Regions from separate parts of the Mus musculus genome. Here region 1 is linked to region 2. Evidence: chromatin loops called from intact Hi-C (ENCODE). Cell type or tissue: heart. All regions are shown on one strand. Each heading gives the region's core, and the rest is flanking DNA. Links, peaks and the distances in the headings are about the cores only.

Region 1 (8,333 bases), core at 1,484-6,483, 850 kb after region 2:
CCTCGCTTTGAGTTTTCTTTATTGTGTCTACTTCCCTTTTTAGGTCTAGTATGGTTTTGTTCATTTCCATCACCTGTTTGTATGTTTTTTCCTCTTTTTCTGTAAGGACTTCTACCTGTTTGATTGTGTTTTCCTGTTTTTCTTTAAGGACTTGTAACTCTTTAGCAGTGTTCTCCTGTATTTCTTTAAGTGATTTATTAAAGTCCTTCTTGATGTCCTCTACCATCATCATGAGATATGCTTTTAAATCTAGGTCTAGGTTCTCAGGTGTGTTGGGGTTCCCTGGACTGGGCCAAGTGGGTGTGCTGGGTTCTGGTGATGGTGAGTGGTCTTGGTTCCTGTTAGTAAGATTCCTCCGTTTACCTTTCGCCATCTGGTAATCTCTGGAGTTAGTAGTTATAGTTGACTCTGTTTAGAGATTGTTCTTCTGGTGATTCTGTTACCGTCTATCAGCAGACCTGGGAGACAGATTCTCTCCTCTGAGTTTCAGTGCTCAGAGCACTCTCTGCTGGCAAGCTCTCTTACAGGGAAGGTGCGCAGATATCTTGTATTTGGACCTCCTCCTGGCCGAAGAAGAAGGCCCAAAACAGGACCTTTCTCAGACACTGTGTTGCTTTGGCAGTTCCCAGGTGGTACAGACTCTCACCTAAGCAGACTAAATTCCTAAGTTCCTTGGAGTCCCGGGACCAAGATGGCGACCGCTGCTGCTGTGGCTTAGGTCGCCTCCCCAGCCGGGCGGGCACCTGTCCTCTGGTCCGGAAGGTGGCCGGCTGTCCCCGGCCCACACAGGGTGCTGCCTCAGCGCCTCTGTGCTTCTGCCTGTTCCAGAGGCTGTCAGGTTCTCTGGCGCACCCTCTCACCTGTTCAGACTAATTTCCTAAGTTCGGCGGGTCCCGGACCAAGATGGCGACCGCTGCTGCTGTGGCTTAGGCCGCCTCCCCAGCCGGGTGGGCACCTGTCCTCTGGTCCGGAAGGTGGCCGGCTGTCCCCGGCCCACGCAGGGTGCTGTCTCAGCGCCTCTGTGCTTCCGCCTGTTCCAGAAGCTGTCAGGTTCTCTGGCGCACCCTCTCACCTGTTCAGACTAATTTCCTAAGTTCGGCGGGTCCCGGACCAAGATGGCGACCGCTGCTGCTGTGGCTTAGGTCGCCTCCCCAGCCGGCGGGCACCTGTCCTCCGGTCCGGAAGGTGGCCGGCTGTCCCCGGCCCACACAGGGTGCTGCCTCAGCCCCTCTGTGCTTCTGCCTGTTCCAGAGGCTGTCAGGTTCTCTGGCGCACCCTCTCACCTGTTCAGACTAATTTCCTAAGTTCGGCGGGTCCCGGACCAAGATGGCGACCGCTGCTGCTGTGGCTTAGGCCGCCTCCCCAGCCGGGTGGGCACCTGTCCTCTGGTCCGGAAGGTGGCCGGCTGTCCCCGGCCCACGCAGGGTGCTGCCTCAGCGCCTCTGTGCTTCCGCCTGTTCCAGAAGCTGTCGGGATCTCTGGCGCACCCTCTCACCTGTTCAGACTAATTTCCTAAGTTCGGCGGGTCCCGGACCAAGATCTCCTCAACCAAACTTAATCCTATATCTTCCTCTCTTCTATAATTTCCTTTTAAATAGAGGTAAAACGAGTCTTAGTGCTTTTCTACAAAACATTTCCATTTATGTGCAAGCATAGCTTTTAAAAAGTAGGTAAGCAAAATCTCAAATAAGTATTTGTTTCCCCCTGTTAAAGAATTCATGTATGAAATGCATCACTTGTCCAAGTGACTGTTCTGCTGGGTTGTTACTGTCATCATGTTAATAAGTATTTTATTTGGGGATGGGGTTCTCACCACGCATGCAGACTGGTTTGGAAACCATTATCTAGACTAAGTTAGCCTTGAGCTCACAGAGATCTGCCTGTCTCTGTTTCTGCCTCCCAAGTACTGGGATTAATGGTGGGCACCACTAGTCTGGCAAGAAATCATTTTTAATAGAGTGTATTTTCATCTTTCTCCATAATTTATTCGGTAGCTATAGATGCTAAGTTACCAATTAACCATCAATGATTTTTTTTTTTTGCAACTTACGTCTAAAGTTCTCTAAACAAGTTTGTTCTTTCAACTATATGGTAAGACTTTGGATAAGACTCAGATTTTATGACCATAGAATTAGTTTTTAAGATGTTAGTAATACTTAGAATTTTTTTGCATTTCCACTTATTTCATAGAAAATGAAACTCAAAACTAATAAAGTGTAAATAATAAGCTGGAAGTAGCACAGATTGTAAGGAGAACCAGCGCAGGAGTCAAGCCTTGTAACCACCAGACAAATGCACTTTATCCCATGCTCCCCACCCTAGTTCAAGCCCACACTCAGGGATGCTCAGTTCTACCAGGAAACCAGCCTCACACCAAATCCCACTCTCCTACCTATCTACTTGTTACTCGAGTTGTAAGGCTTGCAACCAGGTACCTTTTTCCACTGAGTCATCTCCACTACCCTTTTAATTTTTATTTTTTTTTATTAGCTTAAAATGTGATGGGTTTCCTAAGGCTTTTACTTTTTCATACATCTCTAGCTTTGGTTACTTCATCTCTCCCTTTTATTGAGATTTGATCTGTTACTATGTAGTATAATACTAAATTCTATACCCAAAGGTCTAGACCTGCAAGTGACTTCTCACGTTTACAAGCTTTGGTTGTGCAAATCTTGTGCTTTGATTTAAAACTATTGGTTAAATAAAATTGGGTACAGCCAATTACTGGAGGGATTAGTGGTAGGTGGGTTTGGAGTGACCTTGTTGGAGAAGGAAGAAGGGAGGAAGAGAAAGGAAGCCGCCATGAGGGGAGATTGACGATGAACACATGGCCAAGAGAAGCAGCAAGCATCTAGGCACATCTATTGAGAGGTAGCCAGGCCAGCAGTTAGAAGAGTAGATTAGGGGCTGCGCATCAGTGGCGCATGCCTTTAATCCCAGTACTTGGGAGGCAGAGGCAGGCAGATTTCTGAGTTAAAGGCCAGCCTGGTCTACAGAGTGAGCTCCAGGACACAGGGCAATACAGAAAAACCCTGCCTTGAAAAACAAAAAACAAAAAACAAACCAAAAAAGAACAAAAACAAAAAACAGAAAACAAAAAACAAAAAAAAAAGTAAATTAGGGCTTATCCACCAGTAATTGTCAAAGCCAAATAAAATAACCATAGTCTGAGTCTCATTTATTTGTAAGTTGGTAAGGGATAAACTTAAATTGTTTGTATTACATCCTCTCCTTACTTCAATTATGCTTCCTTAAAAAAAAAGTGGTCAGTGCTATCTGTAATTTCTCATGCTATTCTGCATGCTATTATAGTATATAAATATAGATATAGACATTGATATACATATACACGTACAAGTATATACAAATGTGTACATGTTATATATTATATAATATATAATAGTATATATTAACATTACATATATATTATATAGACATATGTAATGTTAATATATAGTACATTATCAATTATATTGATATATAATTACATACATTATTAATATTAGATATACTATATTATATACTGTATTAATATATAATAAATCATTTTGTTAATATATAACATAATATATGTAATATTATTATATGTAATATATAATTCACTACCATGTTTTCCTTTTATACTTATTGAAAAGCTGTATATGGAGAATTTTGAACATAATCTTCATTCTAAGCAAATGATTCCCATCTAGTCTTTACTATGAATGGCAAATCCATTCTTCTAGAAACAGGCAATTATCAGTAGCATTATTACTATTACTTTTATTACCAATACCTATTCACTGAGTTGGACTAGCTCTTTGTTTCACGCATTTCCACTTTCAAGATGTAGCACCTGTATTTTCCATTTCTTCAGTCTTATTAATTGAGAATTCGGTTTGATTTAGAAGGTGATTAATTGTTTCATTAGGTAGCTGTTCTCGGGTAATAAGACAAAAATATTTCTCTGCAAGCTAGGTGTCACTAAGTAAATTAGGTCAGAATTCATCAAACTGTGGTACAACCACACATGCAAGAGGTGTAACACTAATGAATGTATTATGTCAGGAGGCTAAAGAGCTATGACAGGCACGCTTGTACTTCCCTTGGGCATTTCGTTGTCGGGTATGATCTCTGCAGTCTGCACAAGAGAAGAGTAATATTTTTGAGAAATTTGGAAACAGCAGCTAGTAATAAAAGCATCTTGAAGGCAGATCATGATGAAAATAGCAAACGAAGAAGGCTTTTTTCCGATAGCCTGACAGGCAGACAGAAAAAGAGGGGAGCCATGGCTAGACAATAAAGATGTCAAACATCCAAGATGGCCTCTTCTTCACCTTCCCAACTTGAGGCAAGGCTGGCTGCTTTTTTTAAAAAAAAAAAAAAAAAAAAAAAGGCCTAGTGAGCCCCCTAGTGGTTGACTGGCTCTACAAGTTTAAAGGTGAATCGGGACATGTTTACACAATGGTTGTATGCCACCCTGTCTTTCTTCAAACTAACTAACCCTAAATTAGGGAAGGAAGACCCTTCAATTATTTAAACAAACGGTCCTCAATGGGAGGGTTGGCTTGGACTTCCCAATACCAACCTTTGCTTTCCATAGGCTCTCTTTATGTGCTTGCTGTGTGCATAAACACAAGGCGATTTTGTAAAAGTTAATCAAAGCTTCCCTAATCTTTGCTTCCTAAGAATTTATATTCTAAAACAGTAGTGCTGAATGCAAAAGGCAGCAACCTGATTTGTGCAAGTAGGACTTTATGATAGTGTTTTACTATTCAAGAGTATTTTCTTGTTTTAATTTATTTTTATTAGATATTTTATTTATTTACATTTCAAATGTTATCCCCTTTTCTATTCCCCTTTTCCCTCCAAAAACCCCGTATTCCATCCCCCCCTCCTCCTGCTCACCAACCAACCCACTCATTCCCACTTCCTAGCCCTGGCATTCCACTATACTGAGACATAGAACCTTCACAGGACCAACGGCCTCTTCTCCAATTGATGACCGACTAGGCCATCCTCTGCTACAAAGAGTCCCACCATGTGTTTTCTTTGGTTGGTGGTTTAGTCACAGGGAGCTCTGGGGGCACTGGTTAGTTCGTATTGTTGTTCATCCCATGGGGTTGCAAACCCCTTCAGTTCCTTGGGTCCTTTCTCTAGCTCCTTCATTTGGGGACCCTGTGATCTGTCCAATGGATGGCTGTGACCATCCACTTCTGTATTTCTCAGGCACTGTCAGAGCCTCTCAGGAGACAGCTATATCAGGCTCCTGTTAGCAAACTCTTGTTGGTATCCACAATAGAGTCTGGGTTTGGTGATTGTATATGGGATGGATCCCCAGGTGGGGCAGTCTCTGCATGGTCATTCCTTTAGTCTCTGCTCCACACTTTGTCTCTGTAACTCCTTCCATGGGTGTTTTGTTCCCCCTTCTAAGAAGGATCAAAGTATCCACACTTTGGTTTTCCTTCTTCTTGAGTTTCATGTGTTTTGTGACTCAATGCAGGGACTGGTAATGTAGCTCATTGGTGAGGTGCTTGCTAACCCACAGACCAGACTCCTGAGAGCCTTCCCAATTTGGACTCCTTCTGAGCCACTTCTGTTCTCTGTAATTTAATCTAGAATCAGTCAAAGAAAGAAGTAATTTTACTGCACAGCAGGGATATTCTTACATAGAGCAATTTGCAAAGGGACTAACTACAGCCCTTTATTGATGTCAACAAAGACTCTATGGCAATAAAACTCTCTAGTCTGAGTGTAAATGAACATATACTAATAGCTCAACTTCTCGCTATTAAATAAAGTGTCTGTAGGGGGTTAAAGTTTTTAAGTGAACACCTCTCTAATCAATGCATTCCCATACATCAGGCAATGCTAATAGGCTGTGTACTTCATGGTCAGTGTGGGGGCCGTTGCATAAAATTCTCTAATTTACATAAAAGCAAGTAAGACAATGATATGGGAAAGACTGACCTGTAAATTATTAAAAAAAAAAAAAAGACCACAACTGAAAATAAAGTGGAAAGCAAAAGCAAAGCCTTTAGCATCAAAGGAGAGACAAGATAAGTCATTGTTACACTTCCCTCCTATTAAAATGAATACTAAGTAAACTAGCACATTTCCTTCAATGCTTACTGCTGAAGATTAAGTATTACTACAACGAACATTTAGAAGCCATCTACAATCATCTTTAGATGTCTTTTCTTTCCTTCTATCATGTCCAATTCTCCTTATATTCAACCAGCTGCATTTCCTCCATAGGAAAGGGTTTCCAAATAGAAAACATGTATAAGATCTGAGTATGAGGAGTCTAAATTAATATTTAATAACATATGCTCTGAGTAATAAAAATACTCATTAAATCCAAGTGGAAATTTACCAGAAGCCCCGGTGCACCTTCCAGAGTCCCGCACATTTTCTTGTTACAGCTTTCACTTAGTATGCGGTAATATTCATACTTCCCTGAAGTAAGTACTACATAACATGAATTGTTTTAGGTTGAGAGTCAAAGCCATTTGCTCAAGCCGAATGAAACTATTTCATGCAACAAGGCCACAGTTTGCCCAGCCATTTTCAGAAACACATTTAAATGCTCTAATGTCCCTATGGATTTTTTTTTCCCCTCCAGTGAATTAGATCCAAGTTAATGCGACCCATTAAGTGTACTTTAGTTGAATCTCTTAACTGAGTTTCTCCAAGTTGTTCTCTCTCAGATGCCTTTTGAGATTTTTTATTTGTTCCATCAGAGTCGCTTTGAATTAAAGCTTTTGTTGCTCTATGAAATGCACCCATGACAAGGCAGAAATACCTGACAATATTTAGAGGTTAAGTAGATATGATCCGCTGCTGACCGCGTGCACCACTGGATGAGAATGCCATCTGATGCACGGTCTAATCTGCTGTGACATTCAAGTTTTTAAGTGATGCTCAAGGAGACGGAAGGCTTAACTCTGCACGTATCCCAGTGTGCACTGGTCCTCTGTCTGTTAACTTGCTAATGAACCATGATTGAGTAAAGTAATGAAGAGTTTACAGAAAGCCCCAGGAAACCAATTTCCAATTTTGCAACCAGCAGGCTTTAACTTCACTTCAGCCCTTGCTAATTTTGTCTGAGAGCAGACTTGGGTACTAAATGCCATCCACGCTTTGTGCTCAGACAGACTTTTCTAATCCCTATAACTTGTCTATTAATGAATGTCTCTTTGTCCAGTCCATTTTACTTCTTTGTTAATAAACAGGTAGAGTAGGCAAAAATTGTTATAAAAAATTTAGTCATTTTGAAGATTGGAAACATTACAAAGAATTACTACATGTCTGACCTATTATAAAAACAAGAAACTAAATGGAATTAATGCATACAGATGATTTATAATTAGCTTTAACAAAATTTTATAAACAGTTTTATATATACACACATATATAGTCACATGTATATACATACATATACATATGCATACATGGGATTAAAATTATATTTTAACACTATTCAAGAGAAGAAATATATTCATTATAATTTTTTGACCTAATAAACCATAATCTAATCTTTTAAAATATACATTACACTTTCAAAATAATATTTAAATGTCATCACAGAACTTGTGCAAACTAGAGCTAACTCCTGTGTCAGATACTAATTAACACTCCCTATAAGGTTCCTTATGCATTTTGATTGATGTGGCATTTCTCTCTCTAGCTGCAGTTGTCCAGTGTCTCCTGCTTATTAAAAACTGACTAAAGTAAATTTCCTTGTGTGTAGTAGAATCTTTAAAATTGACTGTGCTCTGCCTTAAAGAAGGGTAGGAAAACCTGTCTGTAATGACTTAAGAAGGTTGTGTTCATGAAAAAAATAAAACTGGGCAATTTAATACCACCATGGAAACTATGGTCCATAAACACAAGGCAGGTGAACAAGCCAGGTTTCTTCCAGACAAGGCTAAAATCTTGTAACTGAGTGCCATAGCAAGGAATTGGAGTAATCTCTCTGCTTATTCTTGTTCTATTACTTCCACCTCTGAAAGTGTGATCCCTCTTTGTCAAGAAACCCTACTGGTTAAATAAATCAAGGAAACAGGGAGCTGTCAATAGCTTTTCAAAATGGGACTTGTGCCATTCAATTAGATTAACGGTGTAGGGAGAGGCTCCCTTCTTTCTCTGATGTAAAGGTGAGGAATGTAAAGGGTACTATGTATGCACTGCATGGGAGACTGCCTCTAGCATTCTGGTTATAACATTGTTATCTCTGAAATCCTCTGCCACTTGTTCCAGCTCGGTGAAGACTGCAGGCCTCATGGGGATAAAATCTAAATGCTTCAGTGGCACTGAAAGACCCACACGCCCATCAGCATTAGCAAAGCTGG
Region 2 (8,333 bases), core at 1,395-6,394:
ATGTCCCTCCCCCCACCCTAAATATGTGGCTCATCCTTTCTCAGCTAGTCCAGAAGGGAGGTAGCTTTGGTGATCCTCTTGTGTTTGCCCACTGTAGAGATGACATTACAGGCATTTGGGGGAAACTAAGCTTGCTATGAGGGTGAGAGAAACCAGTCTTCATAACAGGGAAACAAGTCCTCTTGATGACTGGTCTATCTGTCCAGATTGTTATTGTGAATGTGTTCTGTGGCCGTGTGTTATACAAAGGTTGATTGAAACAATGAAGGAAGTACAAATGCTTTAACTTATTTAATAATTTATAATGTGTATATCCCACTAGTGTGGCAAGATAAGCTGAATAAATTTCTTGGATGTTCATAGGATATGTAAAAGAAATAAATATGTGTCTTCTACATTCACCACAGAACATATTCTGTAGAATATGTGCCTTATGCATCATTTGGATACTAATTGACTTGTGACATTTTTCTTAATAAACCACTTTTGAAATAATGGTACAATAAGCAAAATTGAATCTTAAATTGTCTTTCAGGACTAGAACTCAGGTTGAAAATCAATTAAGGTATGATTGAGTCTTCCTAGCATCAGAAGAGGGAAGCATATAAATAGTTATAATTTATTTATGTATAACCACACATATTCTATTCAACAATAATTTATTTATAGGTTATCAATTTATTTACATTTGTATTTATAAGATAAAATATTTAATGCACAGTTTTGATGGCCTCAAAATATATGAGTCAGGGGAGAACGCAGTGATTTGGAGTCACCTACTGGGAACATATGGATTTGAATGTGGATGAGGGCACCCCTCCAGGGTATTTGGGTTTTTGCCTTTGGTTGCTAATCCTCTGGAGGTGAATAATAAGAATATTGGTTTCTAAGGGTCAATATAGCTTATTTTTATTTTGTGATGTCCATTATGTACTAAATACACAAAGTACTCTACAGATTAGGATTATGTGTAGTCTAGTATTATTTCTGACATTTGTCATGTGTTTCTGGTTCTCTTTGTCATCACTCATTAGAAAGCATCCCCGTGAGAGAAAACACAACACAGTATGTCTATCTCATTTGGCAATTATTCAAGTCCAGTCTCTAGACCCTTTTCAATACTTTTAAACACTAATTGGATGTATGCACAGTCTAAAAGTGTCTAGCATATGGGAGAGTAGGGTAAACCCTGCTGTCTGAAGCTTCATACTACTTACATTTGAATTTTAGCCTCAGCTTTAGCATAGCTATGAGGTATATTACACCGACTACAGAAGCAAAACCTGGTATCTCTGGGTTGCTCAGTGTTTTTCTGAGCTGGAGTGAGTTATCTCATGGATGTGAAACATGTTAACTTTTTAAAATGTCATACAAAAATCAATATAACATCCTAATTTCACCTAAAATAAATACTTAGGTAACACTGTGGACAGAATAAGAGAAATTAGGAAACTCCCAGCAGGTTTTATATACTGGGAAAGTTGTCCCAGGTGAATGGGTGGTAGAAATATTGACAAGGGATTGTTTGGGAAAAGATAATTTTAAAGAAAGAATCATTTCATTTTAAGTAGACAAGGTACAGCTCAGGGGTCCCATCTGGAAGGGAAGGGTACCTCCCTTATCCCTCCTTCCTTGGCGATGATTCTTGTGGGTAAAATACTCATTTAAATAAAGGTGGGGCATATACAAAGTAGTTCAGCAGCATTCCCATGGCAGCGAAAGAGACCCTGATGTCTAAAATAGGAGAACATCAGAGCGACAGAAGTTAGGCATCATCTAGCTTCTTTCATTCACAATTCTCCCCGCTAAGTTTACACAGTGAGTGAATTTTGCACCATAAGAATGGGTGGATCCCTAGAACTAATTCTGTATCACGGGCAAGGTACACTGGAAGCGTTTTGCTCTACTACAGAATCCAGGCACTTCTTCATTTGTACATTAGTGGACATCCTTCTGCCCCAAGATATAGGTCATGGGAAACACAGCCCACATTTTGTCTCAGATTTCCAACCTTGCCCAAGAGTCTGCGATCATCCAGGGGAGAGACACCTGTGCCTTGGAGACCTAGGTGAAGTGCTCAGCCTCTGTGCTCATGGGGCACACATTCTTGCTCTCTCATCCTCGTGCCTGCCTGGCAGCCCGCACCCACTCCACAGCACTGGCCAGGCCTGAGAACACGGCGGGCTAAGGCGGCCAGGAGAGTGCGCTTGCACTTCGCACACCCCTCCCCTCCGCAGCAGCCTCCTGCCACTCAGGCGACTCGACTTGCGGCCCCGCCCAATGATAGTCCATAGTCTCCGCGTGCGCCCCGCCCTCGGACCCCGCTTCCAATAGGAAGCCGGCGGGGTTGGGCCGCACGGGCATCCTCTCCAGCTGAGGCCACGGCCGGAGCCTGGCTGGGGCGCGGGAGAGGCAGGTACCAGCGCGGTCTGCGCAGCCCCAGGCGCTAGAGCTGCGCTCTACGGTGGAAGAACGGTTCCCGGGGGAGCCAGGGACCAAGGCGTCGGAGCGGGCGGAAATTGCGCCTGACCGGGCACGGTCCGAAGTCCGCGCTATGGGAGAAGAGAAATACTTGCCTGAGCTGATGGCAGAGAAGGATAGCCTGGATCCATCTTTTGTGCACGCGTCGCGCCTTCTGGCGGAAGGTAGGACCGGCTGGGCTCCTGCCAGCCCCGGCAAGGCGAAGTTGGGGAGGGCAATCTCTCAGCTGGGCAGAAACTGTCCCTGAGAGCCCTTTCCTAATGCAGGAGGCACAGTGCTGGATGCCTGGCTCCTCGGAGGCTCAATTAGCCCTGAGGTCTAATGGCAGAGTGATGCGACCTGTTAGGGTCCTGGACAGGGAAACTAGCAAGTGTCAGGTGATCCACCGGGACCTTGTTACTTTGCAGAAGCCAGCAAAATCAGTTCAGGAGTAAATGCGATCCATGGAGTGTTCTGAGAGTATCTTGGTCACAGATTAACGTTATTATATATTTATTTATTTATAATATATATTTTTCCTTCTGCGTTTCAAAGTGATTTTGATAGCTTTTAATAGGTATTTTCCCTGGAAAGTCTTAGAATTATTCAACAATAAAGTATGCATGTTCGTATATTTATGTGAGCGTGGTAAGCAGAGGCTAAAGTGCTTATAAATGTAATCGAAACGTGATGATTGGGTACTATGCAAGATACTGGTCCCTAGGAACGCTCCATAATTGATCAACTGATTTTTAAACCAGGTGTGCGTTTTCTTTTGTGTACCTGTGATGTAGCAGAGATTCAGTTCCCAGAGGAACATCTATGTCTTGCCTTTTGCATTGCTTTGAAAGGTCGTTTGAAAAAAAAGGTACACATGAAAACTTCTCCGTCAGAAATATTAACCCAATATAGTTCCATATATGTGAAACAATGGTAGCAACTGAAGACATCCAGGATACCTGGTACCCTGCACTCTCCTATTTAACACAACTGCAGAATTTTTAGATGAATGTTTTATTAATAATGAAGTGCTTCATCATCAAACTGGCTAGAGTGTAGCTTTGTAGCCTGAGGTCTTACCCACTAGAAGAATCAGTGACATCTTTCTCTCAGCATGCCCCTCAGCATTAAGATACTTTTGAGATTTACTTGTGTATCATAGAAAGATTTTTACTCCTCATACGATTCAGAGACATTAGATGCATTTTGGCATTTTTAGTGGTTGCTATTTATTATAACCTATAATAACAAAGTATCTCATGAAAGACTGCCAGGAAAAAATGTGGAATGTGAAATACTTATCCTGTTTTCAAGGGAAAAGCTGGCTTTGTAGAGTAGTTAGGCAGTGAAATGCAATCATGTTTACCACTACCTAATAATCAAGTCATAATAAATTAAACTGAAATACTAAAGTTACGAACAGTACTCTTCTCTCCTGTTGGAGAGCAACTGCATATTGGAAAATAATGACTCAATAAACATGAACAGATTTAAAATGTGTTCTTTGATTTGTTTGCTTCAGTCAGTTCTTCAGAAGTATTTCCATTCAGTGTACAATGAAAGAAGATTCAAAATCTTCTCTGACCTGGAGCTCTCTTTGGGACAGATGGCTCAATAATTAGCTCATTTAATAATTTAATAATTTAATAATTAGCTCAATTAATGTGTATTAATTGTATTTCTAAAACTTACAGAACTAAGAGATGTAGATAAAAGTCTTACCAGGGTGAGATGCATGAGTATTTTTGACCAGTAAAAGAGTTAGGAGACCACGAAGTATCTGGTTTCCTGCTGATTTTTTCTTTCCCAAACACTAGATTTCTTCAGATTTAGGAAATCATTCTAATGTACCTTGTAATTTAATTTTTTCCCAGCAGGGGGAAGCATGGCCTGCTTTTGTAATGGGTTATTTTAAAAAGCTCAGGACTAGAAAGGCATCTCAGTAAGAAACAAAGAGGGTGCCTAAATTTCAGAGAATTCCTAATGAGAAAAGAGAGAAAGAGAAGGAAAGAGGTGGCGGCAGTAATCCTAGAGTAGTCAGATAGTTCCATAAAAAGATGCACAGGGCCGCCATCACTTCTGTAACTGTACACATGCTTACTAGAGTGTAAGGTAAGCGTGCTTTGGAGTCTCAGCGAATCATAATGCACATGTTGCATTATAGATTTTTTTCCATTGTCTTCTCAAAGGCCATTTGTGAGGGTTTCTAGGATCACTGTAGAGATTTTATTTCTCATACCTGGAAATGCTGCGTTTGAAGGCATCGGCTATAAATAAACCTGACACAGATACTCAAATGGAAGGAAAGTGCACACTGGAGTGCATGTCAGCAGTGCTGGGCAGACAGTCTTGAGACTGAGGGGGGCAGTAAGAATGATCTAGATGATTCCATTCTTTGGAATGAGTTTCGAGAGGCAGAGATATAAAGCAGGGAGCTCTCACAATGGCTTACTTTGCTTTCTGGTTAGTGATAGATACCAGCCTCTCCTTAGTTGTGCCTGCTTCTTTAAGCGTACAAGGCTGTGGGGCTTTGAATAACTTTTGTTGTTGTTCTTTTCATTGTATTTTATTTCATTTCTTTCTGTTTTGTATTTTCAGTAGGGGTCATACAAAAATAATTAAAAGACAATAATTTATGATTTTGACTATTAGTTATAGCAGATTTTGAATAATATGTGTTAAGGGGTTTGTATAATGCATAACTTCCCTGCTGTAATTACAGTTTTATGTAGTTGGCCATTTGTTATGGAAGGTGTTTCTGAATCTGCTCACGGGACAAACCCAGCATGATTCTGAAAGTTCTGGCGCAGGTCGGATTCTGCTTTAGCCTTGGAGTCACATGAGGCTATTTGTATCTATGCTACCTTAATTTGATTCCATGCTTATTTAGCCGAATTTTGTAAGTTTTCCTTCCCTGGTCCCAGTTTTCTTGTCTCAAAGAAAATAGTGAGACTAGGAGATCCTAATGTTTCCAGAATTCTTATTCACTCCCAGATGCCCTCTGCTGAGAAGAGTGATGTTTTCGGATTCTGAACAGAAAAAAAAAAAAAAGAAAGAAAGAAAGAAAGAAAAAAGTCAATAGCTGAACATTTTTGGTATTTTTCCATTCCTTCCCAGTATAAGTAAATATAGTAATAATACATTTCTTTCACCATAGCATGATTTGAGGCATGTACACGATGCTGTATAGTGGAGACAGATTCATGCTCTTAATTCTATTGAACTACTTTGAAGGCTTGGGTCTTGTATGTGAAGTACCTGTGTGAACATATGCTTGTTTTTGATTGAACATGCTGGGTGGCAGATTCATACTTCTTGATTCAATTGCAGCATTTAATACTTTCTGAAGTATTATTCAATTCAAGTAAAGATGATTCAGACAAGGCTTTCTACTCTGCATTCTTCACAAATATTAACGGATTAACCAATGTTTTAGCTAATTAGTGGGGAGGAAAAATCAAAGATTAACAAAATAGTTTTGAGCTACTCTAGGACTCTTGGTGACAGACTTGGCCTGACAACTGTAGTTAACCTTTATGTTTACAGATGCATATGGGTTTTTAAGTGTGGGAAGATGGCATCCATTTGTATTTATCACAAATGATAACGTATCAAAACCGAGCTGGATTTAAATTCTCAGTAAGGATCACTTTAAAATTTAGATCATATTCCCTAAATGTTCTCCGCAGAGCCAGGCACAATGGTTAAGTCATGGAACTTATCGACCCTATGCCTAAAATCATCTTCTGGCTAAGAAAAAAAAATCTACTCATGCAACTATTTCAGTGGACTTTCCTCTTGATGAATCTAATGTTTTTTTTTTTTTCCTCTCTGTTGATATTGTATAATCCTATTTACATTTTGAAAATAAAAACAAACATGGGCATAGATTAAATTCTTGATATCTTCAGTCTGCAGTCTAACCAATGAATAACGTAGTAAAACAATGCGTTTTAGCAATGAACAATCTGGTACTGAGTACTGACCCCTGCACAGGCTGCGCTGACGCGAAGATGCGTCTGCTTTCCTGTATGGTACTCTTTTTTTTTTTTTTTTTTCCTATCTGTAAAATGGGAAATGCAATGCGGATCAGAGAGACAATTTGAGGTAAGTATTTTTGCTTACAGTAAGAAGGGGAGAATTTTATATAAATATAAGAAACACATTTCTTTAGCATTTGAACATGTCTGCTTAACCACATTTGAGACTGGATTTGATAAGAATAGGAAAATAATTCCTACTTTGCTATTTGAATCAATGCTGAATAAAAATTTAACTCATAAACAAAATGAGAAAACAGATTTTCATGATTGCAGGGAGAGATTTTTTTTTAATGCCCCTTCCCATCAATGGTTACTTCTCAGGCTAGTTTTTTTTTTTTTCTTTTCTTTTCTTTTTTCTTTCAATGATGACATCAGATCTCATCAAGCATCTTCAGCTTACAATGCCTTCCCACTTAGCAGCTTCCTGGGTCTCTGTGTATATGCTCTGTTGTGTTCCTTACTTCCTACCACATTCAGATTACATGCCCTTCACATACAGACTTCCTATTCATGCTTCCATACTCCATGTCCATCTGACATACAGACCCCCTACCCTCACATGCAGACCCCCATGCTCATCCTAACAGGCAGATCCCATGGCCATCATCACATGAAGATCTCATGTTCATCCTCACATGTAGATTTTAATTGGGCTTACTTCTGTAAACAGACACATGACCAAGGCAACTCTTATAAGGACAACATTATTTGGGGCTGGTTTATAGGTTCAGAGGTTCGGTCCATTATCATCAAGGTGGAAGCATGGGAGCATCTAAGTAGGCATGGTGCAGGAGCAGCTGAGAGTCCTACATCTTCATCTGAAGGCTGCTAGTGGGACTGACAGCAGCTAGGAAGAGGGTCTGAAGCCCATGCCCACAGTGACACACTTACTCCAACAAGGCCACACCTACTCCAATGAGGCCAAACCTCCTAATAGTGCCACTCCCTGGGCCAAGCATATACAAACCATTATACAGACCCAATGTCCGTCCTCATGTGCAGATCCCATGTCTATCCCTTTATTTGCTCCATGTGCATCCTTACATGCAGATCATATGTCTGTCTGCACATGCAGACCCCATGTTCACCCTTTTATGTAGGCTCCATGTCCATCCTCATCTTCTTGTAATAACAACAGCTGATTATGTTCTTTCAGCGTCAACATCTACATCACCAGTGCTTCCCATGCACACTGAGGTTGTTTCGGAGACAAAGTTCTTTCCTTGGGTCCCCCACTTCTATTTATTCTTGTAACTGCCTTTTCAACATGAATAACTTAAAAAAATAGAATGTGTCTCACTTGCAAAAGTAATAATATTAATCTTTCTTGACACTTATCCTCCCTTGTGTCTTTCAAGTGTCTGATGTTATCAATCTGCATCTGGTTCCCTCATTTTTCTTATTTTATTTTCTCGAAACCCTTCAGTCTAGCCTGTGTCTTCAATATTGTCCTAAAACAGTCACTCTACTGTCGGAGTCACCCCTAACAGCTGTGTCCAGTTTCTCTCTACTTTCCCCCTACCCATTGGGCCTGTAATTCCTACTGTTGATACTCTCGCAGGGTCCGTCTCCTCCCTTTGCTTGTGCAGCTGGCCATGGCTGGGTTCACCTTCTTTTTAGACACTTCTGCCTCTCAGTCCACTTCAATAAATACTGTATTTCACAAGGATTCATCTAAAGTGGAATTTTGACTAGCACATGCTTTTTAAACTAATTTCTTTTTTCTGAAACATGTAGTTCATACTCTTTGACACTCTTACTACATATCTCCTTTGCAGTCTTATCTTTTGATCCTTTCAGCTTGATTTATCTCACCTGGAACAAATAATT

Evidence for each region. Peaks named below come from ENCODE experiments on the same cell type or tissue, not always from the same donor. Only the 100,000 strongest peaks of a DNase experiment are listed, where the experiment ranks them.
Region 1: a loop joins it to region 2, with 2.8 times the contacts of the local background. A loop is called at or near these places in 3 of 42 quality-filtered maps.

The regions. Positions count from the first base shown.
Region 1 is chr1:33,018,663-33,026,995 of GRCm38, forward strand. No RefSeq gene overlaps it. Among named protein-coding and RNA genes, the nearest start is that of Gm39616, 150 kb to the right of the region's middle. In heart, for the core only: a CTCF peak has its summit at 4,416 (motif pointing left); no DNase peak of the experiment used is centred there.
Region 2 is chr1:32,170,364-32,178,696 of GRCm38, forward strand. It overlaps Khdrbs2 (KH domain containing, RNA binding, signal transduction associated 2), which reads left to right and starts at 2,359. Exons shown (of 9, transcript NM_133235.3): 1 at 2,359-2,645. The coding sequence starts at 2,555. In heart, for the core only: a CTCF peak has its summit at 4,329 (motif pointing right); a DNase peak (open chromatin) is centred at 2,298; H3K4me3 peaks cover 1,072 bases; H3K27ac peaks cover 252 bases; H3K27me3 peaks cover 1,086 bases.